Regions from separate parts of the Mus musculus genome. Here region 1 is linked to region 2. Evidence: chromatin loops called from intact Hi-C (ENCODE). Cell type or tissue: heart. All regions are shown on one strand. Links, peaks and the distances in the headings refer to the core of each region. The heading gives the core; the rest is flanking DNA.

The links. Peaks named below come from ENCODE experiments on the same cell type or tissue, not always from the same donor. Only the 100,000 strongest peaks of a DNase experiment are listed, where the experiment ranks them.
Region 1: a loop joins it to region 2, with 8 times the contacts of the local background. A loop is called at or near these places in 1 of 42 quality-filtered maps.

The regions. Positions count from the first base shown.
Region 1 is chr17:26,611,610-26,620,792 of GRCm38, reverse strand. Ergic1 (endoplasmic reticulum-golgi intermediate compartment (ERGIC) 1) reads right to left here. Exons shown (of 10, transcript NM_026170.3): 3 at 6,365-6,437. Among named protein-coding and RNA genes, the nearest start is that of Gm41553, 26 kb to the left of the region's middle. In heart, for the core only: no CTCF peak of the experiment used is centred there; a DNase peak (open chromatin) is centred at 3,872; H3K27ac peaks cover 825 bases.
Region 2 is chr17:26,542,695-26,551,877 of GRCm38, reverse strand. The region is part of intron 3 of 1700049J03Rik (a long non-coding RNA gene); the gene reads left to right. It also overlaps the pseudogene Gm8225. Among named protein-coding and RNA genes, the nearest start is that of Gm34606, 12 kb to the right of the region's middle. In heart, for the core only: no CTCF peak of the experiment used is centred there; DNase peaks (open chromatin) are centred at 2,266, 2,492 and 3,847; H3K4me3 peaks cover 928 bases; H3K27ac peaks cover 3,096 bases; H3K27me3 peaks cover 419 bases.

The DNA of each region.
Region 1 (9,183 bases), core at 1,891-6,890, 69 kb before region 2:
AGTAGGGAAAAAGGAGACGAGCAAGAATTAACACCTCTCGGGGCTACTGAAAGGCCAAAGCAGCAGGCCAGGCTGTGTGTGCATGTGTACACGCATGTGTGTGCGTGGCATGTGTATGTGTACGTGGTGTGTGTGTGTATGGTATATGTGGTGTTTGTATGTATGTGTGTGTGGTGTGAGGGCATGTGTGTGTGTGTGTGTGTGTGTGTGTGTGTGTGTGTGTGTGTGTGGTGTAAGCACGTGTCTCTTTTTCTCTCCAGGGCTGACCACAGGCTCTGCTTGGCAGAGAGAACACAATGCTAAGGGGAGCCCAAGATGCCAAGGTTTGCAGCGCCTCCTGGCTGCAGCGCCTCCTGGTAGACTGAGCTTGGACAATGGGTTTTGTTCTCAATGGCCTCGGTTTCCCCAGAAATAAAAAGGGGCTCTCTCCCAGAACAGTTGATATGCCACTGCTATAGAGTTTCTACCCTTGGGTTCAACCAGCTGAAGCTCAAAAAACAAAACAAAACCAACAAAACCCCTCAGAAGCAGACACTGAGTCTGTACTGGGCATACACAGACTTCTTTCCTTGCTCCTTACACAATATGGTGCCATAACTATGCACACGGTACGTACACAGGGTAGCATAAGTTATCTGGGGGATCTGAAACAGGTAAAGGAGGTGCGCTGGTGGCATGAGAATGTCATGCTCTCTATGTCCCAGCAACCCCCAATGACTCTGTATACATCAAGAATGAGGCTGCTGAGGTGGCCAATGAGAACCAGAGTCTTGAGCACAGTCTCATTACAGGTTGAATGCTCAGCCTCTAGCCATGATCTTTATTATCAACACCAACATTTAATGAGATAAAATATTAGGGCCCCTAATCCATGGCAAACCAGTGTGAAGGTCAAGGGCATTATGCATGTAAGAGGCCTAGTGCAGCTCTGCCTGCACGTGTATTCTGCCCCACTAAAAGCTGGAAGATGCCGGGCTTTTGCATGTGGCAGCTCCTGTAACGTGGCCAAGCAGTGCTGGGCAGGATCACTGTGTCTTCAGCGAGCAGAACAAATAACTGGCTGAGATCACACAGCCTAGGAGAGTAAGAGGAGGATGCTACCTACCGGGCACTCGTGTTTTGCCTTTCCTACTGTGCTAACACTGTCTGGAGAGGACAGAGATCCCTGGAAAGCAGGGCATCCCCTAGGGAGACTTGTGATGCAAGTGTCACTGTCTTTTCTTATCATCTTCAGATGTACCACCCCAGGGCCTCAGGGCCTGTCTTAGTCAGGGTTTCTATTCCTGCACAAACATCATGACCAAGAAGCAAGATGTGGAGGAAAGGGTTTATTCAGCTTACACTTCCATGCTGCTGTTGATCACCATGGAAGTCAGGATTGGAACTCAAGCAGGTCAGGAAGCAGGAGCTGATGCAGAGGCCATGGAGGGATGTTCTTTAGTGGCTTGCTTCCCCTGGCTTGCTCAGCTTGCTTTCTTATAGAACCAAGACTACCAGCCCAGGGATGGCACCACCCACAAGGGGCCTTTCCCCCTTGATCATTAATTGAGAAAATGCCTTACAGTTGGATCTCATGGAGGCATTTCCTCAACTGAAGCTCCTTTCTCTGTGATAACTCCAGCTGTGTCAAGTTGACACAAAACTAGCCAGTACAGGGCCTATGGGATATAGAGGTTCCCTAGGTCCAATGACTTTCTGTTCTGCAAACCTCCCTCTAACCCCTCCTCTGTCACACCAGAGGAAGCCACAGTGTCACAACCCCCAACCAGAATGAAAACTCCTGAGCACCTTCTGTGAAATGGACACAAACTTGTGGGGTGCACAGGAGAGTGTGGGTGCTAGGTTCTCAGAAGTTCCAGGAAGTGGAAGAGTGTGTGCTGGTGGAGGAATGGGGCTACATTCCAGGTGGGGGGCACCAGCCAGAGCATGGGGAGGAGGTAGGTGAGAACTGGCCTTGTAGGGAGAGAGGATGGGAGGTACTGGTAGGGGGGATGTAGGTGGAATGTAGCCGAAGGCCTTGAGATTCTAGGCTGAGGCGTGAGCCTGATGACATCTATGGAAAACAATTTTATTTGTTTTTTGAAGAGCACTTAAATAGTTCAGATTCCTGCCCAAGGTTGCTGGCCTCCATGCTTAACAATCTGGTCAAATGGAAACTTCCATTCAGCATGGAGGCCGCAGTGACTGGTGGGTGGGAGTGGGAGGGGAGGTGTATGAGGCGGCGGGTGGGTTGACCAGTAAGCCTCAGGAACCTTGGCTTTTAAACCCTGACTTCTAAAACACAGGGAAAACACAGCTGCTGCCTACTGGGTGGATGCCCTCCACAACCAGCTGCCCAGCCACCCCTCTTCCTCCTGGCAATCATCGGACTCCTTACCAGGGTCTGTGGCTCACACTCACCCCTCCCCAGACCCACCTTTCAGGGATGATCTGTCGCTCTGTGCCCAGGAGCCTTTAAACCTCCCATCGCTAAGGGTGAGGATGTTCTTGGTGACAGTCTAATCCCAACCAGCTACAACTGAGACTCAGTTCAGGGGTGCTGGGCGGGATGGCGCCCCCCACTCTTCTCTTGGATAAACTCCTAGTTTCCCCAATTTTGGCTCAGTACAGGGATGTTTTAGGAACCAACTCAAGGTAACCTCCAAGCTCCTGCTTCCTGAAGTGGCCTCTTCTAGTTTGCCACCTAATTCTACAGGGGAATCTTGAGTCTCCCAGTCCATAGGTTTGAAGTTTAATTTTAATGTACTATCACTAATGAGCGTATGTGTGACGTGTGTGAGTACGCACATGGAGGTCAGGGGACAAGTTTGTGGAGTGGAGTAGGTCCCAGGGACCCAACTCAGGCCATCAAGCTTGTATAAGAACAAGCTCTGCCTGCTGAAGCTTCTGTCCCTAACCATCAATAACTTTTACCCAAAAGCTGTGGCTTTCATGACTTGAGGCTTTAAAACATGCCCCGCAGAGACACGGGAGGGATGACGGGGTAGGGTGCCCACGCTGTAGGTGTGCACAGGTCCTGGGCTTAGACTCTGCTCTCCCTTGCCCCTTTTATGAACCTTACAGGTTTTTAGCTTCTTGGTGCCCCAGTTTCCTCCACAAACTTCAAGGGGTTTTATAAAATGTTGAGGCAATCATTGGAAGATGCTAACCTGGGCATATGAGACTAGCATTACAATACCTAGAAAGCACCAAAAGAGATATTATGTTAAAACTGAATCCCATGGGACACCTTCTTTCCCCATTGTCACCAGCCTGGCCAAAGCTTGGGTTGGAAGTCAAGCACACAAACAAACCCACCTCCCTCTAACTCTATGGGGCCAGAAGGAGCACCTCACGTCACTGGCAGCCACAGGCCAGGGCTGCGCCATGACCTCGTTTCCTTGAGTTATGAACATCTTCATGGCAAGAGGGGATCCCCTGGCCCTCTGTGGGAGCAAAGTCATCAGACAGGACCAGTGGCCTCCCGAAAGAGAATGAACCCCTCTTCAGTTTCCCCCTAACCTATATGCTTCCCAGGCAGGGCTGCCTCCATAGAGAAAACCTATATGCTTCCCAGGCAGGGCTGCCTCCATAGAGAAAACCTATATGCTTTCCAGGCAGGGCTGCCTCCATAGAGAAAGGGGCCCAATGGGGGCAAAGCAAACATTTCCAGGCTGTAGTGTTAAGTCTTGGGCCTGCCTGGACCCCTGACAAGTCAGTACCATGGTAAGGAAGCACAAGAAGGGAGGGACATTAGGCTCCCACCAACAGCAACAAGTAGCCAGCGGGCCAGGCTTGAGACTCTTCAGCCCTCTTCCTTCCTCCTGGGACCACAGCATCCAGGAGGTAGGAAGAGGAAGTCCCTGCACAGGGAGGGGTATGATGGGGAACACACTGTACTCTGACAGCCCTGCCCTAGGTAAACAGTGGGCAAAGTCTACTGTCTGGGCTTGCTTGAGTGGCCCAGTCTGCTACACAGCCTTTGCAGGCCCAAGCTCTGACAACAAAGGTCACTTGGGATGTGGCCATGCCTCAGTGCTGAAGGCATGCCTTCACTGGGCTGAGCTGACTAAGGCTTCCTCAAGTGTTACGGGGGAAACACAGAGGCACCAAGAGACACAGTCTGTCAGGTGACAATGTCCACAGGCTTTGGGTTAAGTACTCTTTACCCAGACCATCCCGTTTAATCTTGAGAAAGCACCAGGCCCGTCCTGTGTCCTCCCTCTCCCAGCCTCACTATCTCGATCCACCTCATAATACTGTCCCACTACTCCCCTGTGGTATTGCAATGACATATTAGATGTTCAAGTAAGATGAAGACAGTTTGAAGTAGATAGAGGAAGACTGTGAGTGGTGACATCCAACTGTGTGTGATTCCAGTCCTCAGGAGGACAGCCTGGGCTACGTAGTAAGACCTGGTAAGACTCTGTCACAGAAAGCAAAACTACAAAACCAAAAGGCTGGAGAGAAGAGATGGTTCAGCGGTTAAGAGCACTGGCTGCTCGAGCAGAGAACCCAGGTTCACTTCCCAGTATCCCTTGGAGCCTCCCAACCCTCTGTAACTCCAGTGCTGAGGGATTCGATACCCTCTTTTCTAGACGCTGAAGGCACCATGTATGCACATAGTGTATGCACATACCGTGTATGCACATAGTGTATGCACATACCGTGTATGCACATAGTGTATGCACATACCGTGTATGCACATAGTGTATGCACATACCGTGTATGCACATAGTGCACAGAAATACATGCGGATAAGCATTCATATGCATGAAATAAAAACAAATCTCTTACAGAAAAAAATAAAATGTACATAAGAGGATTATATGTAGCTTTATGTAGATGATATGTATATTTATGCAAATCTCCTATTGTACTGAAATATTGGGACCTCTGAAGTGAGGGTCCCAGAAACGAATTCCCAAAGGTAACTATAGTTAGTTAGAATAACTGCAGTATATTTTGCTTGTGTCCACAGCCAGCAGACACAGAGGCACTGTAGTGAGAGAGCAGCTTTAGGAGCACACAGCCAAAGCCCAAAGCCATAGGACACAGAGAGGATGCTCCCCATGGTCACAGTCACTTGTTGGGGACTGTGGGGGGACTTCTGATGATCCCTACATGGTCTGTTATCATGGAAAGCACCAGAGCTGGAAGTGGAGTTGAAGTCTGATCTACTCTCACTTCTTTGACTCAGAGAGGTTCAGGAACTTGTCAGGGTAACACAGCCAAGTAGTATCCTGATTCTGGGTCTTCTAATGTCTTATTGTTCTCTCCACAGGCCCATGAAACTCCCTGGGTTAAAAGTGTCAGAGCCGGGTGTGGTGGTGCACGCCTTTAATCCCAGCACTTGGGAGGCAGAGGCATTCGGATTTCTGAGTTCGAGGCTAGCCTGGTTTACAAAGTGAGTTCCAGGACAGCCAGGGCTACACAGAGAAACCCTGTCTCAAAAAACCAAAAACCAAAAAAAAAAAAAAAAAAAAAAAAAAAAACCAAACCAGTGTCAGAGTGACAGCAGGGCAGATGCTCCCACATCAGTGACAGGTGGGCAGCTACATCCAGATGTGAGCTAAGACCAGGTGAACCCAGCTTCTCAGAACTCAGGAGCCACCTCACTTGATCACTGTGGGCAAGTACTGCTACTTCATATAACTTCAGTTTCCCCATAAAAAAGGGGCTGTTTGGTGACAAAGGTAATAAGATCCAGCTGCAGCCATGACGCCGGTTTTTAGCTTCCTATTGTCTCATGGCTGAGAAGGAAGCAAAGGAAACCAAGACATTCCAAGAGTAGAAAGAGAAAATTCCAAGGCTGGGCAGAAGAGAAGGGGGTGCCAGGGCCCAGCCCCATGACAGTTCCACAAACTGTAAACACAGCTACAAAGAGGCTTTGAAGCATGAGGTCAGGACCCGACGCAGGAGGGTTACCAGGCTGGGGATGACAACTAATTCTGGAATCAGGGATGGATGACTGTGGTATTAGATGCCAGGAAACCCATGCTGACTCCTGAACGTGGGCCTGAGAAACGAGAGGGGCTTCCAGGAGGACCACCTTGCCCTCTGTGAGGAAGCTACCTGGGTTGTCTGAGCACCTTCCAGCTACAACATCAAAGGACTCATGGAAACCCACTGGCCAAACTCGGGGCCAGTGGTGATGAGTGGGTGATTCTACTCTGCCTGTGAACCTGGGCATCCCAGGCCCGAAGGAATGTGAATGGTATTCACAGAGTGAGGCTCAGTTTGGCTTTGAGCTCAAAGCCCTTTTATGATGTCACATGCTTGGAAATAGAAGCAAGCCGGTTGCAAGGCTTCCATCCCTTCCCAAATCGCCCCCTCTTCTCATCTGGACCCCAGCAAGACAGCTGCCCCAGAGAAAATAACTTACACTTCTGTTGTGATGAATCCAGTGAGCTCCGACAGGAAGAGGAAGAGGATGAAGAGGCAGCAGCAGATGGAGACTGTGGGAAACACAGACAGTGTTAGGGGTGCAGGATGCTCCACACGGGAGGCCAGTCCCCACTGCCCTCCTGCTACCCTGGAGGAAAGCTGCTTAGAGGCACCAGCATACATACAGGGTGAGGGTGCCTCTGCAGAGATCATCAAGGCGCCCTCTTATTCACTGCCTCACTGGGATCCCTTCTTACTTTATGGCCTCAGTGTGATTTCCCCAGAAAGTGGCCACTGGCCCGGCCCCGTGGTCAGACTGGCCTCCTCACACAGGCAATGGGCCCTGCTCAACTCCTCAAGATCTCTTTGATGCAGAGGTTGCCCTGGAAGAGGACTGCATGCTGGTGGGCAAGGTGCTTTGCCTGCTTGAATGCCGTGCACGCTAGAATCCCAGATCCACACTGAACATCTGGGAGATCCTATGTGACCGCCTGACTTCTCTCACTGAACATCTGGGAGATCCCATGTGACCGCCTGACTTCTCTCACTGAACATCTGGGAGATCCCATGTGACCACCTGACTTCTCTCTCACATTAGTGAACCAAAGACTGAACTTGGCACAGCTTGCCACAGGTCTGGCCCTCTCTGTCTGTAGCCAGCGTCCATCTTGGGAGTTGTCAGCTTTACAACAGGGTGAGAGTGGGCTCCCTCACCAGAAACCATACGGCAGTTTGGCCTCTCTTCCCAGGTTACTGACAGGCACGGTCCTGTCCTGCTGCTGGCCAGTGGCAGAGGGCCATTGCTCCTGGTCAGCATGCGGTCTCCATAGGGACAGCCAGCACAGCACCAGGCCGAGCTGAGGTGTGCCACACACTGGAATGGACTTCCATTTCTATTTCTGCTCTTTTGAACTAACAGCAGCATTGCTGTGACACAGGGCTGTAGATAACAGTGGAAAAGCATCTCCATCCATGTCCATCTGTCTGTCTGCCGCCTGTCTAATTTCCTATCTGTCTTCAGGGAAGGAAGGACAATCATTTTTGAGCACCTACTATTTATATGCCCAGGGTGGTACATTAACAAACTACCCCACCATGACACCATGGTGCCAGCCTGATGGTGGCTCTGGGGTAGAAACGCAGGCTGAGCGACAAGGAACTGGGACCCCCCCTATCCTCTATGGTTAAGCCCCTAGAAAGACTCCTGAGAACCTGGGCTGCAAGGGTAAGATGGGATACCCCCAAACTGCCTGATGAGTCTGTAGCTACAGAGATGGGGACTGGAATACTCATAACCTCTGCCCCACGTTGATGAAGCTGTATAGAGATGGCATTTAGAGGCTTTACTTTGGGGAGAAATAGAGAATGTGTGCATATTATAAACAAGAAAAAGTTTCAGCTGGGCATATAAGCACATGTAACTATTAAACATCATGTATTAATAATTACATAATATAGTATAAGTACTATATTATACACACACACACACACACACACACACACACACACACACACACACACAAGTATTTATTGGCCAGCCTAGTGGCCACATCTATAAGCCTAGAATTCAAGAGCAGAGGTGGGAAGGACTGGCCGAATTTTAAGCCTAGCCTAGACTACACAGCAAGTTCCAGGCTAGCCAAGACTCTCACTCAAAGTCAAAACAGAAGAAAAAGTGTATATACATATACATATATATATATGTATATATATATATATATATATGCAGATATACATACTTTAAGGCCCTTTTTGTTCTAAATTAATAACAGCATGACAGATACCCCCTTTCAGCCATGCTTCAAATACTCAGCAACAGTTAACAGTTTGGTCCCAGACAGTGGCCTTGGTCTGTACTGTCCACGGCATGGAGATTAAGCTCAAATATCCTTTCCAGCTGGGGGATGAAGCTGGGGGAAGCTCAGATACCAAGCCAGCCCCTGGCTCCTGCTCTCCTGCCTACACTGGTAGTTACTGCCTCTTGGGGAAGAACCTGCAGCAGGCGAAGCCTCCTGCAGTCGGACCTTGTGCCTTTCTGTCCAGTGCCACCCAGGACCCACATTTCAGTGCCATTCTGTCCACACCAGCCCCAGCGGACGCGGCAGTGAGTGTACGGCACAGGAGGTTTTCTGAGGCTCATTGCTGCTGACTTTAGAATAAATGACAGTCTTCTGGCTGCTGTTACTGCTTCACACCTGCAGATACACCCCAAAGTCCTAACTACCCACTCTGCAGTAGGGGAATGAGATTGGGGAGGCCTTTCTCTGAGATCTGTGTGCTTCCCTCCGCAAGGCTTGGCACAAAGCCCGGGTAACCCAGCAGGTAAACAGGATAACTCAGTGGGGTCCAATGGCCCTGTCCCCACCCGTACTTATGGTGGGTGCACCTGACTCCTGTCTCAGACAGAGGAACCAGAGGTGAGGTCTTGGTACCACTGTGGCCTCAGGGCCTAACATTGCTGGCTCAGAGAAGGCACAGAAAAAAAATATTTATTGAATAACTGAAAGAGTGAGAAACCATGAAAGCAGGGAGGAAGTATTCCAAGCAAGACCTTCAGCTCTCAAAGGCTGGATGAAGGCTTTCAGTCCATGTTTGGGCAAGGCTTGGAGGCTCTCTGACTCCAGACTCAGGCCCTGGGAAGTTGGAATGTGACCCCAGCAGAGGCTTGCTAGTAGAAGCCAGGTGTTGCCAAGTTGAAGGAGTCAAGCTTGAGACCCTTATATCCCAGGAGAAAGTCAAGGAGTCCCTCTGAGGTCGAAAGAGCCTTGTAGGGCAGGAAACAAAATCCATAGGCTGACGTTCAAGCCCCAGAATTTC
Region 2 (9,183 bases), core at 1,869-6,868:
ACAATGATTTGGGTTCACAGCTTTTGAGATTCCAGGGTGTCATGATTCGTGGCAATATAGCACCTCACCCGACTGGGAGGCCTGGGATGTAGGAAGAGTTCTTATCTCCCAGCAGGAAGCAAAGCACGGGGAGAGGGCAGGGGCCAGTTTCAGCTTTCAACAGCACACCCCTAGTGACCTAACGATCTACCCCTAGGCCCACCTACAGAATACAAGCCTTCAACCCACAGGTCTTTGGGAGACATTCAAGAGTTAAACTGTGACAGACGTTTGGATGAGTTCATGGGTTTTAATATGTGTGCAGATGGATAAACGAAAGGATGGATGAGGGGTGGATGATGATAAACAGACAGGTGTATGTGCCTGTATAGATCTGTACATCAGCTCCCTAGCTCTTTAACCAGTCTGGGTAGGGCTTGAAGAATCATACACTTACTGTCTAAATCTAAGCAGCAGATTCACACATCACACACAGGGCTCCGAGCATCATGGGGAAAGTACCAGGTGAGTCTGGAGCCTTGTCTTTAAATGTCAGGAGGAAAGATGTGTTCACCCCAAACTCCGCTCACCACACACAGGACTCCCAGCATGGGGAAAGTACCGAATGAGTCTGGAGCCTCGTCTTTAAATGTCAGACGCAAAGACATGTTCAAGGTATGATGAGGCATGTCAAAAGGACACAGGAGTCAGAGGGAAGGCACTCCCAGTAGCAACATCTGGGGCAGTTTCAACATCACCATCAATAGTGATTGTCACAGATGACCATACGGGAGAAAATAAAGATCTGCTGGTTTGTATTGCTAAATGTAAAGGCATAGCTGAACAAATGGAAAAGAAAGAAGAGTTCTTCCTCACAGTGGGGTATCAGTTGGGGAGCTAGAAGAAAGGATGGAATTACTACTCCACATGTCACCGCTGCATAAGGTGATCAGGTGACATCCAAGGACAACGGCAGTGCTGAGGCCATCGTTTGCTCCAACCAGAATTCTTCTGGTCTCCTCCTCTCTCCGAGACACTTGAGGGGCTGGAGAGAAGGCTCAATGGTTAAGAGCACTGACTGCTCTTCCAGAGGTCCTGAGTTCAATTCCCAGCAACCACATGGTGGCTCACAGCCATCTGTAGTGGGATCCAATGCCCTCTTCTGGTGTGTCTGAAGACAGCGACAGTGCACTCAACTAAATGGTCAATACATTGATTCCGGAGCCTGCAAGGTGCCACATGTATCTGGAGAATGCCAGCCACACACACAGTAGGTACTCATGTAATATCAGCTCACCTACCCTCATTTGTAGTGTGGAGAGGAGATGCAAATGTCCTCCTGCCTTAGTGGCCAGCTCTCTATCACACATGTGTGCATGTATGTAAAAGAGTGTATGTAAATGCAGTGTTTCCAGTTTGTCACATACTCCCCATAGCAGAGAACCCACCTTGGGCCCTGACCCCTAGAAGGTGAAATTCTAACATTTTCAGTGTTCTTTGGAAGATGCTAGATGTGTTGGTCTGTTTTCTGAGCCCTGCCTCCTGCCTCCCTTGTCCTCACTGGGTGACCCCATGTCCATTTCCTTTGCAAGGCACAACTCAGACCCTTCTTTGATGACACATTAAGGCACTTGTTCTTACCCCTCCTAACCCTGTGACCCTTTAATACAGCTCCCCATGTTGTGGTGTTACTATTTCATAACTGTCATTTTGAATTGTTATGAATTGTGATGTGAATATCTGCACTTTCTGATGGTCTTCGGCAATCCCTCTTAAAAGTTCATTTAAGACCCCACAGGGGTTGAGACCCACAGCGTTAAGGCTGCATTGGACACTGGCTGAGTAGTCTCTTGACGGTGTGCTTTGGACTATGCTGATACTACGTTTTAATCCTATCCCTGTCCCTCCCCTCGGTTCTCAGGGTGTGTGATCCAAAGCAGGTAGTGAACTGCTCTGGGCCTCAGCTTGCTCATTCTTACCCTGGGGTCCGTGGTGGCTCTAAATCATGTCTTATGGCTGATGTCTGGAATCTAGCTCACAGGTTGCATTCACTGAAATGGTCCTCTGCCTTTCACTCTCAGGGGACTGCTGGTGGCATCTTCCAGACTACACAGAGGGAGTGTTTGTACAAGCACACGATGACCCTCTGGTTTGAGGCGTGGCCATTCCCGCTACATTTCTCAGGGCTTTGAAGCTCATATTCTTGCAAGGTCGCACCCAGGGAGTGCTAACCTCACCTGCAGCGTCAGATAGCTCACGTAGGCTGAGTGACTCAGCACCAGCTGCTCATCTCCAAGTCATTCGGATCTGACCTGGAGCTCACCTGGCCCCTCCTCCGCAGTCTTCTAGTGATGTAGCTAGGTGGGGGGTGGGGCAGGCTCTTCCTTGCATTCCTCCGAAGGTTTAGGACCTCCCCATCGCCCAGGATCCACCATTTCTCCTGCTTGTTAGCTAAGCAAAGGGAGTCTGTCTGGATTCCTGTGTCCCAACGCCTGTGTGTGTCACTGTGTGGGTAGCACTGCACTGACTGAGCTGATGTCCGGACACAGGTGTCTCTGCCATCCTGACTGATGACTGTTGTTTCCTCTGGGTGGGCTGTGATGCCCAGGGTCAGGCTGAGCTCCAGGAAACAGGAAAGCAAGGGAGGCTGGGTGACTCTGAAGTCACTCACCACACTGGCCACCCCTGTGAGTCTCTTCATTTGTAAACTAAGGCTCTGAGTGAAAAGCCTTCTTCCTCCTTTCCACCCTCCCTTGTTCCTTTCCTTCTGGGAAGCCATGAGCTCTTTCCCTCCCTGTGGAAGTACTCAGCTCTCTGTGCAGTGACTAAACCTATAAACAGGAACATTCTAGTCTGCTCGGGTGCTTCCAGCCAGCTTCCAGCTGTCAGGTGAAGAGCCCCTATGAGAAGCGGTTCACATCACCCACGGGTATTGATGGACACAAAATAGAGACGAAGGCAGAAGAGAAAGCTTCCAGAGCAGTAATAGAATCCTGGGATGGATCCAATCTTTGCTGACTTAGGTCACCTTGATTGGGGTTGCCCAGTCCCCATTCTGGCCTCAGTTTCTTTCTCAGCAAAATGGAGCAAGTGAGGGTCAGGGTGGGCTCTGTCATGACTGCCTTGGATCTGCATCTGACTGGATCCTGAGCCTCATCCTGTCTGCAGGTGTCAGAGGCTCCCTGGGGGCAGGATCAGGGACTGTGATCAGAGTCTCTGCTGGCCCCGTGGATTCATTCCATTCTGTCGTCCCCTGTCCCCCCCCCCCGGGTTCATTCCACTCTGTCCCCCCATGGATTCATTCCACTCTGTCCCCCCGTGGATTCAGTCCACTCTGTCCCCCCCCCGTGGATTCAGTCCACTCTGCCCCCCCCCCGTGGATTCAGTCCACTCTGCCCCCCCCATGGATTCAGTCCACTCTGTCCCCCCCCCGTGGATTCAGTCCACTCTGCCCCCCCCCATGGATTCAGTCCACTCTGTCCCCCTCCCCCATGGATTCAGTCCACTCTGTCCCCCCATGGATTCAGTCCACTCTGTCCCCTCCCCCGTGGATTCAGTCCACTCTGTCCCCTCCCCCGTGGATTCAGTCCACTCTGCCCCCCCCCATGGATTCAGTCCACTCTGCCCACCCCCATGGATTCAGTCCACTCTGTCCCCCCCCCGTGGATTCAGTCCACTCTGTCCCCCCCCCCCCGTGGATTCAGTCCACTCTGTCCCCTCCCCCGTGGATTCAGTCTACTCTGTCCCCTCCCCCGTGGATTCAGTCCACTCTGTCCCCCTCCCCCGTGGATTCAGTCCACTCTGTCCCCCTCCCATTTCCTCCTTTACACCCAGCCTCATTTTCAGCAGAGCCTTGATCCAGCTTCCCAGTTAAGTGAAATTCAAGAAATCTGGCCCCAAGCCCCAGGAAGTGTTTTAGGGTAGTGTAGACAGGATGTAGACATCAACTGTATCCTGCCTGCCCCCCAGGAGTAACGCCCTTCATTGTTCCCTGCTGGAACGGAGGGGCTCAGTCTTCTTCCGAGTCCACCCCTCAGAATCATGCAGTAATCGGGGCACAGTTCAGAAAAGAGGATTTGCTTTGGGGACGTTCAGGTTTTATTTTGCCAAGTATTTAATTAAAGGAATACTGTTTGTGTAGTTTCAAAAGTTCTCTATTTGAAAAACTCCTCAAGCAGGAGAAGCACACAGAGGACAGCGGAGGTCCCTGCACTCACCCTGCCCTGGCCAAGGCTATCCTTACTGATGGCTTCTCTCAGGACAGTCGGCTTTGGGAGGAGCAGGCGCTAAAGGTGGGCATTCCTGGATGTTCCCAGCCAGTAAACTCTGGACTAGGATCTGAGGAAGAACTTGAAAGTCAGTTGTGTTACGAGATCCTGGTTGAAGGCCCAGTTTAGATCTTCTGGTGGTCTCCAGGGGTGCCACAGCCTTGGGAGAGGGGTCTGTTGTGAAAATTAATATCAATTGGGGATTTCTACCCCACCTTTGATGGCTTAGTTCCCAGATAAAAGACAAAACTTTTATATTTGCAATGAGCCTTGAGCTGCACTAGAAGTGGGCAGATGTCAATCCTCCATCTCTGAGATATGACTATGTTCCGCCTGGGCTGCTCTTACTCTGATTGGCCAGTCCTTGTGGCCATATCTTCAGGACCCTCTCCCCCAGGGCATCTTCTGCTCTCTTGATACATGGTATCTAAGTACAGGGAGCCAGCCACATAGTGGAATGTATGATACACGGTATCTAAGTACAGGGAACCAGCCACATAGTGGAATGTATGATACATGGTATCTAAGTACAGGGAACCAGCCACATAGTAGAATGTAGGTTAAAATAATTGGGTTATTTAAGTTATGATCTTGTCAGAGTAGAGTCTAGCTATATGGCCAAGGTATTGTAAATATATTTTGAGTCTGAGTCTTATGTCTGGGAGTATGGGGCTAGGAGAAAGAATCAGGCCTAACTTCTACAGGGGTCTACCACCAGAGACCTTCAGTCTATTTCTGAACCTGACAGAAAAGGGCTTTTTCTTTTTTCCTTTTTTCTTTTCTCTCTCTCTCTCTCTCTCTCTCTCTCTCTCTCTCTCTCTCTCTCTCTTTCTTTTTCTTTCTTTCTTTCTTTTTTTTAACAAATATTTACTAAAAGACTACAATGGGCCAGAATAACTCTGGCCCAGACTTGGTTTGGAATTAGCGTGGACTAGGAAATGGAACGGTAAACACTGGATTTTACTGAGTGAGTGGGCAGCAAGGAGTCAGCACTGACCCAACACTGACTTGCCATCAGGGGCTCCTGTCAACTTATTTTTAAGTTAACTTTTGTTTTGTTTTGTTCTCTTGAGACAGGGTTTCTCTGTGTAGCCATAGCTGTTCCAGAACTTACTCTATAGACTAGGGTGGCTTCAAACTCAGAGATCAGCCTGCCTCTGCCTCCCGAGTGCTGGAATTAAATGTGTGTGCTACCACACCTGGCTCTTGTAATTAATTTTTAATATATAAGTCACAAAGGAATCTGCATAAATTTGGAAACTTGGCAGATAAATCACTTGGCCCCAATTGTAACCTTTGCTTTCTCTCTCTGTTTTCTTTTTTAGAATTATTTAATTTATTTTATTTATATGAGTACTCTGTAGCTGTCTTCAGACACATCAGAAGAGGGCATCAGATCCTATTACAGTTGGTTGTGAGCCACCATGTGGTTGCTGGGAATTGAACTCAGGACCTCTGGAAGATCAGTCAGTGCTCTTAACTGCTGAGTTATCTCTCCAGACTTTCTTTCTCTTTTGGAGTGGTAATTCTATTTTTAATTTTATATGAATTCTTATATGTCTTTTCTTCATGTTTCATATACATTGTGTTCTGTTTACTAGTACATACATGTAACTCAGCGACCTGTGTGAGTCAACAGTTCACATGGTGGGCAGCTTTAAGTCAGAGATCTGTTCATCTCTCACATCTCAGGGCTTCTGTAGATGAACAACCAGAGGCTTGGACCACACTCGGGCCTTCTTGCAGGCATGGTGCATGTGCAGGCAGGTCTTGGGTTTACAGTTTGGTCCGCACATGCCTTCAGTGGCTTGGATCCAGAGTGCCCCTCAAAGCCCGTGTATGAAAGGCTGTTGAGAGATAGTAAATTTTCAAGAGTAGGACCTGCTGGAAAGAAGTTAGGTCATGAGGAGGGGTGAACTTTTGAGGGAGTTATTGGGATTTCAGTTGCTTCTTGACTCCTTTCTTGCTTCCTGGTTGCCATGGGGTGAGCAGGTCTCTTCTGCTGTGATGCATTTTTGTCCCCTTAGATGGATACCATGAAGGCCAAACAACTAAGGACTGAATCTAACATCTGAAACAAACCTTTCTACTTCATAAATTGTTTGTCTTCAGTATTTTGTCACAGTGGTGGAAAGTTAGCATAATACCCTTTCCCTAGTCTGCCTGTGCTCGGACCTGGTAGCTCCTTTTGGCCTATGGTGTCATTGAATGGCAAATCACTCAAAGGACAGAGGATCTTAGTAGAAGGAACCTATTTGTTCCCCCCTTCCTTAGAATGCCTTCATGGTTTCTCACTGCTCAAATACTGTAGTGAGTCCTTCTACCTGGTAGAAAAGAGTGTTTGAGATACTGCCATAGCTAGGCTCAGCTTTATCATCATAATTCTAGAAAAATAAAATAAAAACCACTTCTAATTCTCCTCATGACATACTCACTCAGCCCTCTTTGCCTGGAAGATCAACTCTCGCTCTCAACTCATCTGACCTCAAGATTGGCTTCTGATTGGCCTGCCTGGTACACAGGCCTGGCTGGATGGCTTTCTCTGTGGTCCATGGCACCTCCAGCTCCTTCAAGGGGGTCGTCATCTCTTTCACCCCAGTCTCAAGCCCCCAGCCGGGCTGCAAGTGCTGATCACATGTCTGTGAGACACACAGACCACTTGGACAGATTGGGTGTGTTATCTTGGTGGACAGTCCCCCACTTCTGGGAGATAAACGAGGGAGACAAGAAGGCAGTGCTGGCAAGAGAGTCCTAGGGCAGTCGCAACGTCCAAAGCACGAAGACTCACGGAGTATATTTCTGAAACCATCTCCCAGACCAAACCACTCCCCTTTCTATCTCATTCATCTGGTCCTGAAAGCTGTTGAAAGGGATTTGTGCCAAGGCTGTGGTCTGCAGTCTCACAAGAGCTGGCTGAACCTCTGTGGCAGCTACATCTTGTTGTTTGAAAAGCCAGTGGTATCAGAACCTCTACCCACTCCTGAAACTGGCAGGGATTTCCTGGGGGACTGGGGAGTTTGCTTTAAAAGAACAGCCACCCCCTTAAAGCAATGGTTAGGCTGTGTTACCTCCAAGTGGCTCTTTGCCTCAGACTATTGTTCCTGGCAGAGCTGGGGGAAGCCCGGATGCTCTACCATCTCCTCTCACTTCTCCTTTCCCTGAACAAATCAGAGGGAAAGGCTCTCTTTATTTCTTTTCTCTCTCCTTAACATAACCAAACACCACTTTCCTATAAAAGTATTGCAGAGTGGTTTTAAAGACAGAGAGTAGAATATCAAAGTCTCGCTACTGAGACATCAGCGTGGAGTTTGCCCCACCCGCCTTCTATATAAAGCATTTTAAAGATTTCACAAAATTAGACATTTATCAAAAGTGGATGTAATACACATGTAAAATATGAATATTGGCTTATCCATGGCTAGTGCCTCGGAAGCCCTCATGCCTCTCTTGGAAGACATGTCTCACCTTCCTAGCCCTCAGAGAACTGCTACCTTGAATTTTGGGTGGCCTGTCCCTTTGCTTTGCGTTAGAATTTTAAATCTATCCATCTGTCTGCCTAGTTCCCAACGAGATACTTTTGAATTTTCTATAACTGGAGTGACGTCTCGTAGCCTGTCCTTTTCACACACACACCCCACCCCACAGAGCGAGGCACATGCCCTGTTTACTCCTGTGTGCTGCTGTATGGCGAGCAAGCAATACAGGGTATGTGCATACAGTTTTCCAAGTTGCTTCTTCTGATAATGTGGAAATTTTCTAGGATTTTCTTTTTCAACTTCAAAACGTGTTATTAAAGTCAACGACATTCTTCCCCCCCCCCCCCGGGACCATGTGAAAGCATATATAGCATCCATCTTATTATTCCTATCTTTTAAAAACAGACTTAATTCATTTATTTTTCTTGTATAAAAACCCTTATGTGGTAGCCACAACTGGAGCCTGCGTCCTCTGAACAGAGACTCTGGTGTGGGTTTTCACAAGGTGATCAGTGAATTCCTGATAAGGAGACTGGGTGAACACAGTCACTTTCCAGAGGTCAGGGGTCAGGTAGCTGCAGGTCTTGGAGGTGGCATAAAAAGTGGCCTTGGCAAAGTTGCTCAGGGTGGCAGTGCATCCTCTGGCTGAAGTGTAGCAGTCATCTATACTGGCCATCAGGAGCTTCTTGGGCACAGGAGCAGAGACAATGCCAGTGCCTCTGGGGGCAGGGATGAGACGCACCAGCACAGAGCCACAGCGGCCTGTCACCTTGCATGGAACAGTGTGGGGCTTGCCAATCTTGTTCCCCCAGTAGCCTCTCCGCACAGGGACGATGGAAAGCTTGGCCAAGATGATGGCCCCTCGGATGGCAGTGGCAACCTCCTTGGAGCACTTAACACCAAGATCAACGTGACCATCGTAGTCCCCAATAACGACGAAAGCCTTGAACCTGGTCCGCTGGCCAGCCCGAGTCTGTTTCTGCACTGGCATGATTTTCAGAACCTCATCCTTTAGGGACGCACCCAGGAAAAAGTCAGTGATCTCAGACTCCTTAATAGGCAGGGAGAACAGGTAGATCTCCTCCAAGGACTTGATCTTCATGTCCTTAACCAGGCGGCCCAGCTTGGTGACAGGGATCCACTGAAGGAAGAAGACACCAAAGGGCTGCCTCTCGGTGCAGGGGCAAGCAGCCCGCCCCGCCAGCGGCCCAGACCTACCTCCTTGTCTTCAGCTTTACCTCCACGAGCCCCGCGGCCTCGACCACGGTCACGGCCTCGACCACGACTGCAGCCCCAATGACTGCTGCAGAGTCCTCCGCAGAAGTTGACACGGCCTCCTAATCCTGGGCCCCCGGATCCTCTGGGCCCTCCGGCTGCACTGGAGTCAACTGCCATTTGGTGTTTTCCCGAGGGTGTTTTCTATCTTTTCAGTGGGGGCTGAAATAATCGTTTTCAATGGC